Linked DNA regions of Mus musculus: region 2 is linked to region 1. The links are chromatin loops, found by intact Hi-C in ENCODE. Cell type or tissue: gastrocnemius. All regions are shown on one strand.

Evidence for each region. Peaks named below come from ENCODE experiments on the same cell type or tissue, not always from the same donor. Only the 100,000 strongest peaks of a DNase experiment are listed, where the experiment ranks them.
Region 2: a loop joins it to region 1, with 2.8 times the contacts of the local background. A loop is called at or near these places in 11 of 42 quality-filtered maps.

What each region holds. Positions count from the first base shown.
Region 1 is chr3:37,469,678-37,474,677 of GRCm38, reverse strand. The region is part of intron 14 of Spata5 (spermatogenesis associated 5); the gene reads right to left. Among named protein-coding and RNA genes, the nearest start is that of Spata5, 52 kb to the right of the region's middle. In gastrocnemius, a CTCF peak has its summit at 2,043 (motif pointing left); no DNase peak of the experiment used is centred here; H3K27ac peaks cover 858 bases.
Region 2 is chr3:37,950,024-37,955,023 of GRCm38, reverse strand. All of the region lies in intron 2 of Gm20755 (predicted gene, 20755), which reads right to left. Among named protein-coding and RNA genes, the nearest start is that of Gm22899, 43 kb to the left of the region's middle. In gastrocnemius, a CTCF peak has its summit at 1,919 (motif pointing right); a DNase peak (open chromatin) is centred at 1,916.

The DNA.
Region 1 (5,000 bases):
AGAAACTGATACATCACATCACCATGTATGTAAGCAGCCCTATATTCTCTTATCTTTCAAAGACCTAATAAATTTCTGTAAACCCAACATTCAACATTCAGGATTCTTTTGAATCCTGAAATCCTGGGAGAGGGGGTGTTTGTTTGTTTGTTTGTTTGTTAGAGACAATGTTTCTCTGTGTAGCCCTGGCTATTGTCCGGGAACTCACTCCTTAGACCAGAATGGCCTCAAACTCAGAAATCCACCTGCCTCTGCCTCCCAAGAGCTGGGATTAAAGGTGTGCGCCACCACTGCCGAACATTCACGATTCTTTTTCATAGGTTTAAAAGAATAGGCATAATAAATATGAAGAATAATATTCAACGTATTTAATGCAAATAAAAGTGTATAAGGTCTGATATACATCAATAAAATTATGTAATCATAGTAATTATATAATAATTTTCTAAAATTATTACCAAGCATTTAAAAATCTTGTATTTGGACATTATTACAGCTCACACTCTGTTCTATTGTACTTCTGTTTTTCTACTTCCAAGACAGGACCCTTCCTGCCTCAGCACTTTGATGCATTACCAAGCCTGGTACATTTTGCTGGGTTTTAGAGGAAGGGTTGAAGTAGAGAATCATTACTAAATAATGAGGTTTTTAACAATGAGAGTTCATAAAGAAGAAGAAGAAAAGAAACCATGAACACAGGAAACTGGACATAATTCTTCAAGTTTATGATGTTTGGATTTTTTTCTTTTCGGTAACTGCTTAAAAAGTCTAGCCATAACCATTTTTCAGTCATTAAACAGAAACTTCAATATAATTCTAAAGTGAATTATTAGCTATCATAATTAAACACATAAACAGCCATCAATTAGACATTTAAGGTTAAGCTTACACAACTAATTTTCATAACAAAATTAAGCCCCATCACATCTAACTTGTAAAAAAGTATAATCTCTGTGTTAAAAACCATTTTCCCACATTATTTCTTCAGTGCAAGTTCTCAAGGGGAGCTGGTAGATGCTGTATCCTTTAAGTCTGCAGAGATTTATCAAAAATTTTTACACTAAGAGAACAAGAAGGAGTGATTACTACCAATACAATTTCAGTGTTTACGCTGACATTTCTACCAACAATTAACAGAAAAATACTAGAAAGATGTGTTTTCAAGCACAATGTTTTTTCCCCATATTAAATGCATTTCTGAACTAAGTGCATGGAAAATTAGCAAACAGAAGGAAACACAACACAGAGCTATCATTTCAAAATGATATTCTTAAGAAGTTTAAAGATATCATTTGTAGAACACAAAAGAGATTTCCTCCTCAGCAACATTCCAGGACACCGCTCTTTCCTGCCCACCAGCAGACAGGACTATACTTGTCTAGGAGCCACTCGAGTGTTTACACAAAGGCAGTTTTCCTGAATCTTATTATGGACACAAAACAGGAGATATAGTGATACTGCCTCCAGCATATGTTCAAAACAGTTTAGAATAAATGGTGTCTTTCCCTAAGAAAAGTTACTAGGCTAACACTGATGTCAGTTATCTGTAACACTAGTAGACAACAATTGCCAAGACAGGATCTGGAAGGAAACAAATACTACCAAAGAGTTGGCTATATTTTACAGAGCATTATGCTACAGCCACTAAAAACTATCCCCAAATTCACAGGACAAAATAAAGAAATTTTATAATCACTTTAGCAGGAAAGCTTAGTAAAGGAAAAACTAAGCTACAAAAGTTATCTATGTAAAGTGGTCACCAACCAAAACAAACAAACAAAACATCAAAATCCAACAAATGGGCTTTATGTGCCAATTTCCTTTTTTAATTTAAGAGAAAAAAGGGGATTACCTTTTATAACAACATATTTATTAAATTCCAACAGACTTACCAAAAATGAGCTTTGAATTTTGCTTATAAATGCATGATAAAATGCAATTCATGTATTACATAGAACAACTTACAGAAATAAAAAGTTCATGTTTCATAAACTAGCAGAATGAAATTTGGCTTGACTGCCCCCTGCTGATACAAAATGTCTACAATTACAAAAAAGCCAAGATAACATGAGACTATCTTTCAAAAGAATTCTTCCTAATTGTTGGTTTCATTAAAACCCATAAGAAAACAAAAAAGGATTAAACATTTCATGCTAACAAAATTTATGTGGTAGTAATAGCATTTAAATGTTTTTATCTTTCTCTTCATCCAGTGGGCAAATAGTCACATAATAGCAGATATCTGAGAATTATTCAAAGTGATTTGATGGCTTCTGACTTCAAGTTCTCAGACATATAGAAAAATAAATCAGCAAAGGATGAACAACTGTAGAACATCACTGACTGAACAACCCTGCAGAGAAGCAAGGGAGAAAACAGAGACTAGATGGACCAAGAAAGAAAAACATGAGCAACAAAACCTCAGAACAGAAACTTGGTAATGTCAGGGGTACTAAGTGTGGGTGACAGCTGATAAAAAGTAGTAAAAATGGCCTTCAAGTAAATAGGAAGGAAATAATCAAGTTCAGTATGTGCAGGATCCCTGACTGCCAGACACAACTACTAAGGTAATGGAAGCAAGGATACTTCTCCCAACAGTGAGCTACGATGGCTACAGTTTCTTTATTGTGGCCCCTTGCATAAAGATTTCTTGGATAGCTCAGATATTCACTAATTAAAGTTAAAGTTAGTTCTAATGAATTCTGATTTACCAAGTATTTTAAGATTGGATGTGTATCTTACTGCACAGTAAAAATTATTACTTTTTAAAAAGTGAAGTTTCTTAAAAATATTGTTAAACTACACATTTAATCCCAGCACTTGGGAGGAAGCGGCAGGCGGATTTCTGACTTCGAGGCCAGCCTGGTCTACAGAGTGAGTTCCAGGACAGCCAGGGATACACAGAGAAACCCTATCTGGAAAAAACGAACCAAACAACCAAACAAAACACCAAAGACACACAAGATTTAAATGTGATACACAAACAATATGAACTATTTTAAGAAGTTCAAATCTTTTGTGGTAACAGACATTTGTAAGAGGAAGACAGTAAATTTTAAGCCAGCCTGAGTTACAGAGCAATGGCCTGTCTCAAAAACAAACCAAAACAGGACCCCCTTCACTAATTCAGTGAAATGCATATAACAGAACTTAAACACTGACACAATTTAGTTCATTAAAATTATAGCTGATATATGAAAGGCTGATGCTTTCCAAGTACAAAAATAGACTAAGAACATGTAAGGCAGGTCTCTTTCATACTAACTAGTGCTATGTGTTTTAGGTACTAGACATATCAATGAACAAAACAGATGACAATCCTTGCCAGTAGAGTCAGATATCCTGTATGGTAACAAATAGTGTAAGAAAACACATCTGAATACAATTTAAAAGCAAGCATATAAACCAGCAGAACATGAGAGAGAAAACAGGTTGCAGCATCTTTATGATGCCAGGCAACTGTTGGGCTCTTTTCCTAGGGAGTATTGCTATGTGAGCATTCCCCAGATCTTTCCTAAGTATCAGCTTTCTGCAAGCTGTATCGTAACTGGCAAAATGTTGAACATTTTTGCAGAGTATGCCTGGACTCCCTTCTATATAGTCTCATTTACTGCATGGCACATACTGGTACTAAACAGGTATTTGGTAAATGATCTAATAATAGTCAAAGTTTAACTTGTTATGGTCCACAGAACTTCACTTTCTTTGGTTCAGGGGCATTTTTTTCCTTAAGGGGCCAGAGACTATATAACTTTAGCGGTACAGTCTATATAGTAACTATTCATTGCTGTCATGATACATGAAAACCAGGTACAGTGGCATACAAACACATTCCACAAACATAGGTACCAAATACAGGGGTATACCAGGATCTACTCAGCTTAATACCTAGCTCAGTGCACTTGGTCTTCTATTAAAATATCCCAGGAGCACAAAGAAAACATATCAACTATTTCTAAGTTACAAGTGCTTACTCTATTTTAATTGTCAAATATAAAGTCATAGAAAAAGAAAATAGCCATCACACACAACATGCTTCCTTTGCCTTCCCCATACCTCATCTTTTATCCTCTGCCCTAAACTGTACTCAGGTCATCAAGTAATATAATGTGACTATCAAAAATACCATTATGGATTACAGATATGGATAGCTAAAAGACATACAAACATTAAGCATGTAATTACTTAAGACATTTTACAGAAGAAGTAAGCCTCATAAAGTTATTATGCTCACTAAAATATCAGGCCTTTGCCAACGTCTAAAAAAGGGGGAGAAATTTCATTAAAGAGGAATCAAAAGGAGCGTTAACTCCTCAAATATAGAATTAATGAGGGAAATTGTCTTAAAAATCCAATAAATAGACTAGAAAGTCTCTTGTTCACCTTGTTCAGTGCTTTATACTGTGTTCACATTTCTAATTATATAAAATACACTAACCTGTTTTTATGCACTTTAACACACAAAGTAAAGGGGGCATGATGAGAACAGACATCTAAAAGGCAATCTTAAAACTGGCTTATTGTGTTTGTTTTTTTTAAATCATTTATTTAATTTCATTTCATGTACATTTGTGCTTTGCCTGGTTTCATGTCTGTGTAAGAGTGTCAGATCCCCGGGAATTGGAATTACAGAAAATTGTAAGCTGCCATGTGGGTGCAGGGAATTGAGCCCTGATATGAAGAACAGCCAGCACTCTTACCCTTGTACAGCCAGCACTCTTACCCTTGTATTTTCTTTTTAAAGAACAAATCACGGAGTAAGCCTGCTATCAAGTCACTCATTCACTGTGTAACTTTAGGTCACACATTTCATTCTTGATCACAGACTGCTCAGTCATGGAAGGTAACACTGTTATTCAGGTGATAATGACCTTGTAGGAAGGTAGTATGGGAAAGAACAGGAAGATAATTTAGATTACACTGAATTACACCACACAACATATAAAAATACAACCAAAGCACAACTGAGCTGACTTACGTTACTAAAGAATTGTTAAAAT
Region 2 (5,000 bases), 480 kb before region 1:
TCCTGGCAGAAATGTAGACATAACACTGTGTTCATGAGGTTTCAGGTGGGAACAAAGACTCTGTAAGGAGTTAGACTAGAGGCTAACCATGCTACATTCTGACCAGCAATCTATGTTTTATCTGTGTCTTGAAATGCTGAAGGAACATTCAGAAATAATGGACTAAATCATTTCACAGGAGAAATTTCAAAACAGCAGGACAGTTAGCCAGTTCCAAAGTTATTGGTGACTGGATTTTGTCAGTTTTATGGTGACAGAGAAGAAAAACAGAGTGGAAAGAAATAGAATTGTAATTTGGTGGAGAAGGGAATATGAGCATACTAAACATGCTACAGACAGGGTGATGCCAATGAGGCAAAATGCTAAAATCATTAGAGATCAGGACATTAGGGAGAAATTGAGGATGTTGTACTGCAGAAGCAATAATGAAGAACACCCCACCCACAAGTGGTTCTAGGATGTAAAAAATTCAAACACTTAAGAAGACACTGTCTAAAAGAATAGGAACACACCATTCAAACAGAGCCCTAGGTTCCTAGGGAGACCCAGCTACATTTGAATTATCCCCCACATAGTGTTTTGCATACCTGCAGAATACAAAAATCATGAGGTTAGGGGACCTTGTGCCAAGATTTCAGCAGAAGCCTGTGAAGGTGAGAAGTATAAGGTCAATTCTCCATAGAGAGGTCCCATGAGACAATCCAGAAAGCTTTAAGGATGAAGTCTAAGTTGAAACTGAGACCACAAGATGTTGGATGCCAGCAACATGGAGCATTTTCTGAGGAAAGATGATAAAACCAAGTGGAAATGAGCCCAGAGAGAGGACACATGGGCCACAAATGGCAGGGATGTAGAGGTGGGGCTGTCCAATCTCACATCATGCCTCCAGATGTTCCAGATGCCAAACACAAAGATGTAGACCTTTGTAGCTATGGTCCTGCTGGGTTTCATCTTGCATTGACTCCATTTTCCTCTGGTGCCCCCATTCCTTACTTTACGGGTGAGGGTATTTACCCTGTTATTATATACTGGTAGTATGTAATGCGCAGCCCCTGATCAGATAGGGCTTACAGCAAAGAATTTGCCTTGAGTCTAAGAAGAGACTTTGAACTAAAACTGTTAAGATTCTAGGGACTTTTGAAGTTAGAATGTATTTTGCATTATGAGATAGTTCTGAGACTATTATGTTCAGGGCCAGGATGCTCTGGCTTGAATTTAAAATGTCTCCCACAGACTCATGTTTCAAACTCTTGTTTCTCGTGTGTTTAGAGACTTTAGGATCTTACTAATGGAAGTGGGTGTCTAGGGATGAGCCTTTGAGGTTATAGTCAGCCCTGATTCTGGCCTTGAGCTTTCTCCTTCCTATCTTTAGCATGAGACAGGAGCAGCCACTGTCTCCAAGGGCTGGCTGATTCTTTCCCCACTGTGATAGGTGAGAACCTCTGATACTATAGGCTTGAATAATGTTTCTCTCACATGAGTTGCTTCTGTCAGAAAATCTGTCAAAGCAGCAAGAAAACTAGCTAATACACCATCAGAAAGCAACTCAGTCATGGTGATTTAAAACCTGGCATATCGTGAGTCTATCTATGCTCAGTTAACTTGGGATTTATGTTCTATAAGTACTACTAACCATGTTTAGGTATCAAGGGCTACCTAAGAATATCTGTCCATTCCTCCTCATCCTCAGGAATAGGTATGGCTTTGCCTGCATTTGAGTATAGCCTGGGAAAGATGGGACAAGTGAATAGCCTAGAAAAGGTGCTTAATCCACTCAATGTCTGTCATGGCTTTGACCCAGACTGGTCTTAGCCTCCCCTGTTTGAGTTCAGAAAGGCAGTATTGTATGAGAAGGAAGGGCTGGTTGGAGGCAGAAGTCATTTTTGAGCCTCCGGATTCCCAGGGTAGACCTGAGGAGGGCACTGTGGGACCTGAGTGGAATTAGTGCCTGGCCTATAACACTGATTTTTAGATAAAATCTGTCAGTCTCCAGACCATGCTTTGTGGATCTCCATATGAGTTTTAACAGATTTTAAGAGCGGGCCTGAACAAGAAGAAATACAGCTGTCTCCTTCTGGCCTTCACTCTTTCCTGTCACCTGGTCATGACTTCCGGTCCCTGCATTCTTGGACCTCTAGATTGTTCCTTCACTTCTATTCTTGAATTCTAGTTATTTTCCTTCTTTTATCAATACAAACCTGTTTATATGGTATAACTATGTTCTTAAATGTTTTATATGGCCTGCCTGTGTTTTGTGTTGAGAGTGTCTGTTAGTCTACCCATCCTGTTGGAGACAAACCATACTTGATACCAGTATTAAGATTTTTTTAGGCTTGTCCTGAGTGGGACTATATCAGCTATCTACTGCTGTGCAGAAAACTAACTCAAAGTAGAATAGGTTCCAACTCCAGTAAGTCATCTCTACCAGCAATCTGTGCATTGGCTGGCTGGCTCCTTCAACTAGTTCATTTGAAAAGTCATGAACATTTGGAGGTTCCCAAGAGCTCTGGATCAGCAATGGCCTCTTGTAATCAGAATGGGGCCTCCTCTTTCCATGTGGCTCCTCTTGGCAACTGAGTCCCAGCCTTTGACACACATAGCTGTAGGGTTCCAGGAGAGCAAAGATGGGAGTCACATAGTAGCCTAGCCTGCATGCCTTGATTTGCACAATGTCTCTTTGGCTGTGTCTTATGGGTCAAAAAAAATCACAAAGTCAGTCTGACTTAATAGAGTTGAGAAATTGACTATTATTAGAAGGAGCTTCAGTGGCATAGCATAAAGAAGCAGGATGGCACAAAGGCAGTGCTTAAGACCAACAGTCTCAGTACATAAACTACAGGGTACCCAGTTACACGGAACTTTAAAAAGACAGCTGCATTTTCTAGCTCAGGTGTGTTCCAAATATTACACAGGACACACGCAGGCTAAACAAACAAACTAAAGCCTTCATTGTTTATCTGGCTACAAATTTACCTGTGTTGATTGTGCCTGGAAGTGCTAATTAACGGACATCGTAAATTTTGCTTACAGCCAACATTGGCTTTCAACCTCTATATAAAACAGCCACAGCTTGGTTCTTTAGGAAATCTCAATCAGTAAGTATTGCTCAATATAAGAGAAAATATATCGTGTTAGCCTCAGGAGCCCTTTCAAAATATTAGCAGACCATCAATAAAGCCTGTCAAGACAGAGTGGCTATTTCTATTGTAGTCAGCTCATCTGTTTTTGAATGTGGGATTCCTCAACTTATTGCTTCACTCAGATACATTCTCTGGCTCGACTCTCTTCCCATTCTACCAATCAGCCCATCAGACATGGCTTCCCACATGGCTGCTGGGGAGGGCTTTCCCAGAGGTTGCTCAGGTTATACCCAACCAGAGTCCTCTCTCACACACCAGGCTGTGAGGCACTAGCACAGATCTCACCCCAATGGAAAACAGCAGCACCATGACCCAAAAGAAGCAAGATATCAAACCCCGGTCAAAAGGAGCTTTATTTACAGGCAACTCAGCCACTTCAGGGAACACACCATTAATCTCACAGTATTTCTGAGAGAGCTTTGGACAGTATTATCTAATGTTGATTCCCATCTCTTATTTCTGCAGTCCTATCTTTCACTTTAATACTACATAATAGCTGTCTCCAGTTTCCATGGCTTCCTTCCTGTGCCTGGAGCCCTCAGAGCTTGTCAGAGAACCATGATTTGAATGTAAAATGCCCCCAATGACTTGTGTGTTTAAACATTTGGCCCCCAGCTGATGGCTATGGCGGAAGTTGTAGAACCTTTAGAGGTAGAGTCTTGCTAAATTAATTGGGTCACGGAGGGGGGGATTTTGAAAGTTATAACAAGGCACCATTTCCTGCCCGATTTCTATTTCATGGTGTGCAGAGATCAGAGTAAACAGCTTCACCCTCCTGCAGTCACAACCTGGAGACGCCATGCCTTCTCCGTCATGATGAAGAATATCCTGAAAATGTGAGCCAAGATAAGCTCTTCCTTTATTAAGTTGCCCCCGTGGGAAATTTGGTCATAGAGACAAAAGAGAGAGACAGAGAGAGAGAAAGGGAGACGGAGAGAAAGAAAGAAAGAATTCATCAGGCATATAGTTGCCTAGACTGGGAAATATAGTTGAACCAAAAGGGTGCCAATTGTACAATTAAGAATCATGTGCTACCCTTCTGGTCCACATCAGCACCAGGGTACCTTAGGCGTGGAGTCTGTGGACACCCGCAAGGTACCCACAGGACCCTCCACAAGATCTTAAGACCTCTGGTGAGTGGAACACAGCTTCTGTTCCAATCCAATCTCATGGGACCTGAGACTGCATTAATTAGGGGAGCAGAAAACCCGGCCTGATCAGGGTCACAAGTCCCTTCCAGTCCACGCCAGCACCGGGGTACCTTGGGCGGGGAGTCTGCGAACACCCACAAGGTACCCACAGGATCCTCCACGGGATCTTAAGACCTCTGGTGAGTGGATCACAGCTTTTGCCAGGAGGCAGGTTCAAACACCAGATATCTGGGCACCTTCCCTGCAAGAGGAGAGCTTGCCTGCAGAGAGTACTGTGAACACTGAAACTCAGGAGAGAGCTAGTCTCCCAGGTCTGCTGATAGAGGGTAACATAATGATCTGAGGAACAAGCTCTAACCAGAGACAACTACAACAACTAACTCCAGAGATTACTAGATGGCAAAAGGCAAACATAAAAAACTTACTAACAAAAACCAAGACCATTCACCATCATCAGAATGCAGCACTCCCACCCCACCCAGTCCTGGGCACCCCAACACACCCGAAAAGATAGTCCCTGGTTTAAAAGGATATCTCATGATGATGGTAGAGGACATCAAGAAGGACTCTCATAACTCACTTTAAAAAATACAGGAGAACATTGCTAAACAGGTAGAAGACCTTAAAGAGGAAGCACAAAAAATCCCTTAAAGAATTGCAGGAAAACACGACCAAACAGGTGATGGAATTGAATAATATCATCCAAGAC